Linked DNA regions of Homo sapiens: region 1 is linked to region 2. A link is a loop called in an ENCODE intact Hi-C map of the cell type or tissue named here. Cell type or tissue: heart left ventricle. All regions are shown on one strand. Each heading gives the region's core, and the rest is flanking DNA. Links, peaks and the distances in the headings are about the cores only. Region 1 has its middle 300 kb from the start of IPMK. Region 2 has its middle 250 kb from the start of IPMK.

Region 1 (5,390 bases), core at 323-5,322, 50 kb after region 2:
AACATGTGGTATTTGGTTTTCTGTTCTTGTGATAGTTTGCTGAATATGATGGTTTCCAGCTTCACCCATGTCCCTGCAAAGGACCTGAACTCATCCTTTTTTATGGCTGCATAGTATTCCATGGTGTATATGTGCCACATTTTCTTTATCCAGTCTATCATTGATGGACATTTGGGTTGGTTTCAAGTCTTTGTTATTGTGAATAGTGCCTCAATAAACATATGTGTGCATGTGTCTTTATTGTAGAATGATTTATAATCCTTTGGGTGTATATCCAGTAATGGGGTTGCTGGGTCAAATGGTATTTCTAGTTGTAGATCCTTCAGGAATCTCCACACTGTCTTCCACAATGTTTGAACTAATTTACACTTCAACCAATAGTGTAAAAGTGTTCCTGTTTCTCCACATCCTCTCCAGCATCTGTTGTTTCCTGACTTTTTAATGATCACCATTCTAACTGGCATGAGATTGTATCTCATTGTGGTTTTGATCTGCATTTCTCTAATGACCAGTGAAGATGAGCTTTTTATCATATGTTTATTGGCTCCATAAATGTCTTCTTTTGAGAAGTGTTTGTTCATATCCTTTGCCCACTTTTTGATGGGGTTGTTTGTTTTTTTCTTGCAAATGTGTTTAAGTTCTTTGTAGATTCTCGATATTAGCCCTTTGTCACATGGATAGATAGCAAAAATTTTCTCCCATTCTGTAGGTTGTCTGTTCACTCTGATGACAGTTCCTTTTGCTATGTGGAAGCTCTTTATTTTAATTAGATCCCATTTGTCAATTTTGGCTTTTGTTGCCATTGCTTTTGGTGTTTTAGACATGAAATGTTTGTCCATGCCTGTGTCCTGAATGGTATTGCCTATGTTTTCTTCTAGGATTTTTATGGTTTTCTCTTTTACGTTTAAGTCTTTAATCTGTCTTGAGTTAATTTTTGTATAAGTTGTAAGGAAGGGGTCCCGTTTCAGTTTTCTGCATATGGCTAGCCAGTTTTCCCAACACCATTTATTAAACAGGGAATCCTTTCCCCATTGCTTGTTTGCATCAGGTTTGTCAAAGATCAGAAGGTTGTAGATGATAACACCATACATCATTTTCCTTTTAAAACCCATTGAGATTTCGTTTGTGACCTTTTACATATTCAATATTTGTAAGAGTCTCGTGTAGTCTTTCAAAGCATATCTATTTTATTTCTGGGGTGCAGTTATTTTTTCCTCTCTCTCTCTTTTACCAATTATCTTAATTATCTGTTTGTTTATGGGCTAGATTTATTTCTGCATTGTAATATTTTATATTAATGATAATTTCTTCTGATTTAATATATTATTTCTTAATTTATTCTATTTCAAAGTCTTTGTGATACTTTAATTTTAGACATTGATTTCATCTGGGGCAAATTTACATTTAAGTTGCTGATATTGTCAGCTTTTTAGTACTAGCTAAAATAGTGCATCTTCCTGAGATTAGGCAGTCTCATCTTAAGGCAGATTTTGTTGTTATTATTATTATTATTATTATTATTATTTTTTGCTCTCTCTCCCTCCTTCTTTCCTGTGTACTCTCTCTGTCTAAGAGTCTTGCCTTTTCCCTCACTGGCATCTTCAAGCCACCAGCTTGGAAACCAGGCTTTTCTATGACATTTTGTATCCCTGCCCTAGCTGATATTAAAGATATTGCAGATCTACTGAGTGGCTTAATTTATTCTTGCTAACAAGGCTGTGTTTGTCCTATATAGGCCTTTTGTATTTATTTAAATTAATTTCTTAAGCAAGAGTTGATTCGAGGCCCCCCTCAGGAGGTGGGAAGCCCCCCCTCATGTCCTGGATTTCGGCTACGAGCCTGACTTTATTCTCCATCTCAGATGTCACTCTTTGCCCTGGTTACTCTGAGAAGGCAAACTATCACCTGCTACTGCCTCACTGCAGATTATGAGCCCCTTAAATCTTCTTTAGTTCCACCCTGCTCCTACAGTTTCTGAATCAAGCTAAGGCACTCATGTTTTTTACTTTGTATTAATTTTTATTTTCATCACTAATGTTACTGTTATTTCTTGTTACTCTTGCCTTGGAGGGTCTCACTGTTTCCTTTGGATCTTGGATACTTACCTGATATCTCAATGTTGGTGTGTAAGCACTCTTTGTTAAATACCGCAGATATGCTATGTGGCTCTCTTATTGGGTTCTAAAGCTAATATATTTTTCCTAGTTTTAATAAATTGAAAGGATCTGTCGATCCTATAAGACTGGCTTCTCAGATGATGGTAATATTTTGGCTAGTATCTTGAAAGAGATCAGAACTAACAGTTTTGTTTTCATCTGTGTTGAAATTTATGTTACTGGTTTTTTTTCCTATTATTCTTTGAATATTGTGCTTTCTAAATGTCTTTTGAAAAGAAATAATGAGATTCTTTGTACATGTAAAAAGTCTATTGTCTTACACAAATTTATTTATAGAATGAGCTAAGTGCAATTTATTGGCACTAAAAGAGCTAATTCTCCTGAGAAATTGGTTTGTTTATTCATTTTTTTGAAAATTTCCTTTCTAGGCTTTATTTTTTAGTCTGGAAAAAATAGACAATCTTTGTTTTTGTCCTCATGCAGGTTGATTCTTTCCCTTTTCTTTTTTTAAAGCTGTGTTAGTAGTTTAGTATTTTCAAGAAGTGTTTTGGTTGCTATTCAGGATAATAATGGAACATCTATGGCTTCAGGAAGAAGCTTTCTGTCTTACCTATGATTATCTCAAGGCCTCAGAAGACCTGCCAGGAGAGGATGCACACTCTCTCAGTGGTTCTGTGTCAGTGAGCTCTTTAGGCACAACTCACCGCTGACTAACTCTTCAATCCAGCCTTGTATGCAGACAGAGTGGCTGCCATGGCCATTTCATTGGGTGAAGGCCAAAATGACTGCTGGCAACTCAAATTGTTTCCCTGTTGTCATGGACAGACTCCCGCTATGCCTCATTTGCAGGGAAACCACATCTAGCTGTGTGTACACTGCACAGTCCTGCGGAATACTCTTCATATTGATGGTGATGGCACTCCTTATGTTTGTGCATTGATCATTATTGCTTTCTTGTAAGACTGTTTCCTCTGGAAAATGCTGTTAAATGCAGAATATTCAGGAATACGGGTGTATGGATTGGTTGGTTAACTATATATTAGATATAAACATGGTTCTGAAGGAATTAGGTATAGAGGGAGTGTGTTGGACTAGGAAATTGAAATAGTCCCAAGGACAGGTGTCCCTTCTCATCTAGTAGGGTTAAGAAGGGGAAAAAGCCAGGGTGCAGTGGGAAGATAGTGTGTGCTGAGTGAGGTACTGAAAAGGAAGGGAAGCAACCAGTGGAAATTGGAGGGGTGAGCACTGAAGAGAAACAAACCTCATGGCTAGTTTTGTGAGAGCTTGCCTTGGTAAGGTTACAATTTTATTTTTATTTTTATTATTTTTTTTAGAGACAGGGTCTCACTCTGCCACCAGGCTGGAATGCACAGGCAGTAATAGCTCATTGAAGCCATGAATGCCTGGGCTCAAGCGATTTTTCTGCCTCAGCCTCTTGAGTAGCTGGATCTATGGTTGTGTGACATCACACCTGTTAAAATATGTATTTTCATTTTCTTTTTGTAGAAATGAGTTCTTTCTACGTTGCCCAGTGATATGACTTGACTGTGCCCCCACCAGAATCTTATCTTGAATTCCCACATGTTGTGGGAGGGACCTGGTAGGAGGTAATTGAATCATGGGTAGGTCTTTCCTGTGCTGGTCTCATGACAAGTGAATAAGTCTCACAAGATCTGATGGTTTTAAAAAAAGGGGTCCCCCTGAAAAAGTTCTCTCTTTCTTTGCCTGCTGCCATTCATGTAAGATGTGACTTGCTTCTCCTTGTCTTCTGTCATGATTATGAGGCCTCCCCAGCCGTATGGAACTATAAGTCCATTAAACCTCTTTTTCTTCCCAGCCTCAGGTATGTCTTTATAAGCAGCATGAAAAGGAACTAATACACCCAGGCTGGTCTTGAACTCTTGGCCTCAGGCAATCCTCCCACCTTGCCCTTCCAAAGCACTGGGATTACAGGTGTGAGCCACTGTGCCTGACTTTTTTTTTTTTTTTTTTTTAACACATCAGGAATTATTATTGTTATGAATTATTTTTACTTGAAATTTTATAATTGTGGTGATCATTGAACAACATTTGAGTAAGATTTAAAAATCTCAGTTTATTAGTTTTCCGTTGCTGTCATAACAAGTTACCACAAATTTATCAGCTTAAATAACAACAAATTATTATGTTACAATTCTGTAGGTCAAAAGTCTGCCCTAGGACTCAGTGAGCTCAAATCAAGCCATTGACCGGGCTACATTCCTTTCTGTAGGCTCTGGGTAGGGTCTGTTTCTTTGCTGTTGACACTTCTTAGAGGTTGCTCATATTCCTTGGCTCATAGCTCCTGTTTTTCCGTCTTCAAAGCCAACAATGTAGCATTTCTCTGACCTTACTTCCAGGGTCATATCTCTGTCCCTCTCTTCTGAGTTCCTGTTCTACTCTTAAGGACTCACCCACATAATCCAGGATTATTTAATGTAAACTCACTAGTAATCTTAATTCCATCTCCAACCTTAATTGCCCTTTGCCATGTAACCTAACTAACATTTACAGATTCTGGGTGTTAAGACATTGTCATATTTGGGGAAAGAGGGTCTGATTTTACCTACTACACTTGGTATAATGGTTTTAGTAATAGACAACATTCATTGAACATTTACCATTTTCACTGTGCTCAGTATTATATATGATTTATGCAAAAAACAGCACTAAGAAATAAGTACTCTGATTATTTTTGTTTTACCGATGTGGAAATTGTGACACAGAGAGGACTAACTGACTTGTCCAAGGTCACATAGTAACTGACAGGGACAGCCTTGAAATTCATGTTGTGCTAGAGTTAGCACCCTAAGCAGTTTGATGTTTTGTCTTCTATCTTTTTTTTAGCTTATGCTGTTTTTTTCTCTGAGAACTTTCCGGTGTATTGAGAGTGATATCCATTTGTGTCCATTTCTATACGATATTACCATACTATATGGCTGGCTATAAGTATTTGAACTATCAATGGACAGTTGGCTTAAACTGGCCATATTAGACTTTCTCTCTGAAAATTTGCATATTGTGACACAGGATTCTGATAATTGATTGGAGGCACTGGAGTAGGGAGGACATGTTTTAGTACCTGAGTAACTATTTCTGACCCCATATCTACACAATTAGTCAGTTCACTTATATAGAGAGGAATGAAATAGGTACACAAATAGAAGTAGGGAAGAGAGTTCATGTAGTTCCAGAGGAAAGGAGGTTTGTGTCTGAATTTCTCATAACTTTCCACTTTATTATAATTCTAGTACA
Region 2 (5,390 bases), core at 156-5,155:
TTTCTAGACATGTGGTCTTAGACAAAATCTCTTTAAGAGTTGGTGTTCTAATCTTTAAAATGGGAAGGATAATTTTACCTGTATCATACTTTTATTGTCAAGATCAAGTGAGAAAATGCATATAGAGTAAGTGATAAATTGCCTGAGATGTAGTAAGTACTTAATCAATATTAGCCTTTTTTGTTTTTGTTTTTGTTATTAATGCCCACTTTTGGTCAGGTTAGTGGGAAGCAGTATTATGGTAGAAATAGTACCAGGAGGAATTGGCAGGCCTGGCTTCCTGTTCTTTCTTTACCATTAAAATGCTGTGTGGTTGTCAGCAAATCATTTGCCCATTCTGGACCTAGATTGAGTATTGTCTTGTTTGTTTTCCTTTTGCATGAATAAATAGATATCTAGACTTGAATTTCTCTAATTTTTTCCAATTATAAAAATCTGATTTTACGTAACCTAGTATCATGGTTGTAAAAAACCACTTAGCGCATATGCCTTTCTGACTAAATGTTGAAAACTACATATTCTGACAAAAGAAAAGCATATATCAAGTGACTTAGAGCAGTGCTTCTCACACTTTAATGTGCATTTGAATCAGCATCAGCTGGGGAATCCTGGGGAACTGTTCTGATGCAGATTCTGGTTCAGTAGGCCTGGAGTGGGCAGTGCCATGATACTGCATTTCTAACAGGCTCCCAGGTCACCTGTGAATGAATAAAGGCCACAGGTCTTCTGGCTTTGGCTTCTTTGTTTGACCATCAAGATCTTCATCTAACACAGATCTTTTTTTCCTGGATATATACCTAAAGAAATGAAATAACCACCTTGTAAAGACATCTGCACTCCCATAGTCATTGCAGCATTATTCACAGTAGCCGAGATATGAAACAACTAAAGTATTGGCCAACAAATGAATGGATAAATAATTTGTGGTAAGGGAATGTTATTCAGCCTCAGAAAAGAAGGAGAAAAGAAGGAAAACATAGATGAACCTAGAGGACATTATGCCAGACACAAAAAGATAAATACTGTGTAATCTCATTTATATGTGTAATTTAAAAACCTTTGAACTTTTAATACATACAGAGTAGAACTGTGCAGTGGTTACCAGGTGTTGGGGTGGAGAAATGGGAAGATGGAAGTCAAAGGGAACAAAGTTACAGTTATGTAAGATGGATAAGTCTAGAGATCTAATGTACAACATGAGACTATAGTTAATAATATTGTGTGGTGTACTGGAAATTTGCTAAGAGAATGGATTTTACGTGCTTTTACCACACACACACACACACACACACACACACACACACACACACACAGAGGCAACTATGTGAGTTGATGGATATGTTAATTTGCTTGATTTGCCTGTGGAAATCATTTCACTATGGATATGTACACCAAAACATCATGTTGACCACCTAAAATGTATTCAATTAAAAAAGAAGATTTCTGCTATGTGAATTTGAGTATTAATGCTCTCGTATTTGTATCTATTTACAGTCAAACAGTTTGGAAGAAAATAAAGGGGAAAAAATGGAATAATTGAATCTGTCAGAAATGTAATACCAATTCAGCACACCAGTTCAAAGACTAAAACAGCAGCTCTGGAAGAACCACTGACATTTTCATTACTAAGGTCAGATAAAATTTATTGGGCATATGCAAGAGCCCAGTCCTCCTTTTTCTCCCTTTCAGGTCTTAAGGATCAAAATAACCTATGTCATGGACAAGTGAAATGATCCTGAATATAAATGCACACCCAGACATTGCAGGGCTGAAGCAATTGAGCTGTCTGAGGTATTTCTCACTAAAAGTATTTCTCACTGCCAGTTTTAACCTTGGCAAAGTTTTATGATCATTGTTATAAAATTCACTTTTCAGTTAAGAGCTGTGGATAATTTTGCCCTAGAAAAAATTTTGCACAAAACCTATTTTCTTTAAACTGTCAATGTTAGTGTCATGGAGAAGAAAAAGGCTTAAGGGATAAAATTAAATTAAACTTCTAATAATTCTCTGTCTCTCAAGTTTCAAGAGGGTGATGATGATCCAATGTGAAATGGGAAGAAAGAGATTTCTCACAAAATACCAAATCATGGAGAGGGAAGGGTTCCTGTCCATCTCACGTTAGGAATTTCCCTTTGATTTTTCTGAGTTCTTAATATCTTTGATGATGGGGCATGGAGAATGCATGCTGATGTCTAGAAGTGTTGGCCAATTGTCATACTCTTCCCGTTGGTCAGACTTTGAAGTCACGAAGAGAGAGGGCAAGATAGTAAAAACTAGCGTGGAGAAAGACTGGCTTAGATGTTCATGTTTGCTGATAGCTGATGGTTTATTGGTTGAAAAACTGTCTGAGCTCCCTATGTTAGATATATAGAGCTTTCAAAGGAAAAGTTAAACAACAAAAATGAGTGGAAAGTTTTGTTTTCTTTAATTTCAAATGTCCATAGCAATGGAATGTGCATGAGGAAATAATCTGGAAAAAAAGTAGTGAGTTAGATTGTGGGAAAATGTCTGACAGTAGAAACGTATTTATGGAATATCTATATTCTATAAAATAAACACATTTATAGAATCTATATTCTTATATACATATTTAATATATTTATACATATACATATTTATAATTTTATTTGTGTACTATATAATACTTTGTGTTTTATTTTAATGGATAATTATACATATTTATGAGTACTGTGTGATATTTTGATACATGTATACATTGTATAATGATTAATCAGAATAATTAGCTTATCCATTACCTCAAATATTTCTCATTTCTTTGTGGTGAGAACATTCAAAATTCTCTTCTAGTTATTTAAAAATGTACACAATATTGTTAGTCACGCTACTGGGCAATAGAACACTGGAATGTATTCCTCCTGTCTATCTGTAATTTTGTATCCATTGACCAATCTCTTGTACAATGTTGGTATTTCTAGAATATAGAATATGAATATCTTCCTGAAATATAAGTAATTAGATTTTTTTGCATATAAATCCTCTGATGCAACTAAGAATTTTTTTGTGACACAAATGTTTACTTGGCAATGAGATTGGATATTTTAAAACTTGCTTTTCTAATAGGAGTGGATACCTGCCCTTGATATTTTCATTTTTGGAAATTGATTACTTGCTCCCTTTTGGACAGTGATCTGAGACCAGGTATCAGTATGAGAGATCAATGTCATATTTTGCCAAGGATATTAGCTTGGCCTTAATGTTAAAAATTCATAGCTTACAGAACTGAGATGTATTCAGCTCTTAAAGTGCTTTGGATAATATCTTATTGCTGGATCTAGTGGCTAAATTCCTCAGATGAAAATACTAGCTTCGTCTCTGTTCTCTTTCCTTCCTTACCAGGCTTTTCTAATCTTGGTCACCCAAACACACAAATATTCAGTCCATTGCAACTCCCAAATCCCCTAACCCTGCCAGGTTGTTTTGGTTCTAACTTTGCCTTAGAAATGCCACCAAACCAGGATTGATAAACTTGGATTTTGTTTTTCCAGTCTGAAGCGAATCAAAATGATTTGATTAACTCCTTTTAGGAGGCATAACTTGCTTTATGTATGGCTTGGAAGTGTATGTCCATTTGAGGCCAAGTCAATGGTCCTACTGCTTAAGGGGCAGATGGTAACCATAACCTAGAGTGGATATTAACCCTGCTTCTGTGCTTGCACTGAACTGGGTCTGCTCTCTGATCTGGCTATGCTCTTACAGCTCTACTATGCTAGGGGGAAAAAAAAAGTCCCGAATAACCCTGGACCACGATGGGCTGATTTGCTGGCCTGTTCAGCGAGAGCAGATTTATTCAGTAACTATCTTTAAATGTGTGACTTCATGGCTTCCAGAGCTTTTCATTCCCTTGCGTTCTATCTTTATATAGTGAGTACTTGTTGATGTGATGATTCAGCAGCACTTAGAGTGCTGGGGTACTGTTTAATGAAGAATTGATGAAAGAGAAAAGTTTTCTTATATTTTAGGTTAACCACAGAAAGTATTATTTTGGAACTGTTCACAGGGAGCTGCATCATGGAGTTTATGAGTTTCCTGGTATAACTTCTCATCTAGTCCCAGAATATCTTCCCTTACATTACTGTTGAAAGAAAACAGGTGGTCATTAGTAAAAGGAAAATGATCCCACTTCTTACACACAAATTACTGAGTAAAGTTATACTACATCTAGCAAATGCCTTCTCTGTGTCAGATGCTGTATTGGGCATTGTTAATGTTTAAATGATCAGTCTTGGTTCCCATCCTCAAAAAATGACTTTTTGTTGTATTTTAGCACTTTAAAATCTACACAGATAACCCATGAAATTAAAGACTTTCCATGTGTTTCCTTGCTACATGCATATAAACATTGAAAATTATGCGATAAATAAGTTTCCAAATAGAATATTAGTTAACACATTTATTTCTTCTGTGCGAACTCAATTCTACTGATTATAATTTCATTAAGAGCCAGAAGTATATGGTAATTCTTTCCTTTTTGTTTATACCAGAGGCCATTAATTAATAGCCCACATGCTGAATATCGATAGTAGATGTATTTTTTGGCATGTACTTTATTTCAAATGCATTTGAACTGACATTTAAATCTTGAAAATTTCAATAAAATAAGATTGTGGTGATAGTTGCACAATTATGTGAATATACTATGTGAATGTACCTTGAGTGACTGAATTGCATGGTATATAAATTCTATTCACTGGAAGTATTAAAAACCAATATCTCTGGTTTCTCTTGAAAAATGCAAACTCTCTGGCAATCCTGGACCTATATTCCCCCATGGCAGCCATCAGTGGGAGCTGAGCAGCTGCTGCTTTTAGGTGCAACATGAGCTCTCCTTACCCAGCCAACTATACTACTAATCCAGCAAAAAATACATGAGTCTGGGATTCTCTTAGTTGGCCAGTAATTTTCAGCTCAAAGCAGTTTGTCATGATCCTTGCAGGTAAGGGAGGAGAGAGACTGTGATACTAAAAATGTCATGCAAGATGGGGCCTCTAGGGTCCTTCCAGGAATGATCAAGTTCTCTGAGTTCCCCCATTAAAAGCCTCCTTGTTGTGAGTTAATGTCCTTTGCTGGGACATGGATGAAGCTGGAAGCCATCATTCTCAGCAAACCAACACAAGAACAGAAAACCAAACACTACATGTTCTCAGTCATAAGTGGGAGTTGAACAATGAGAACACATGGACACAGGGAGAGGAACATCACAAGCCAGGGTCTGTCGGGGGATTGGGAGGCTAGGGGAGGGATAGCATTAAGAGAAATACCTAATATAGGTGACAGGTTGATGGGTGCAGCAAACCACTGTGGCTTGTATACCTATGTAACAAAACTGCACGTTCTGCACATGTAACCCAGAACTTAAAGTATAATAAAAA

What was found. Peaks named below come from ENCODE experiments on the same cell type or tissue, not always from the same donor. Only the 100,000 strongest peaks of a DNase experiment are listed, where the experiment ranks them.
Region 1: a loop joins it to region 2, with 2.2 times the contacts of the local background. A loop is called at or near these places in 2 of 110 quality-filtered maps.

The regions. Positions count from the first base shown.
Region 1 is chr10:57,962,057-57,967,446 of GRCh38, reverse strand. No RefSeq gene overlaps it. Among named protein-coding and RNA genes, the nearest start is that of IPMK, 300 kb to the left of the region's middle. In heart left ventricle, for the core only: no CTCF peak of the experiment used is centred there; no DNase peak of the experiment used is centred there; H3K27ac peaks cover 2,549 bases.
Region 2 is chr10:58,012,076-58,017,465 of GRCh38, reverse strand. No RefSeq gene overlaps it. Among named protein-coding and RNA genes, the nearest start is that of IPMK, 250 kb to the left of the region's middle. In heart left ventricle, for the core only: no CTCF peak of the experiment used is centred there; no DNase peak of the experiment used is centred there.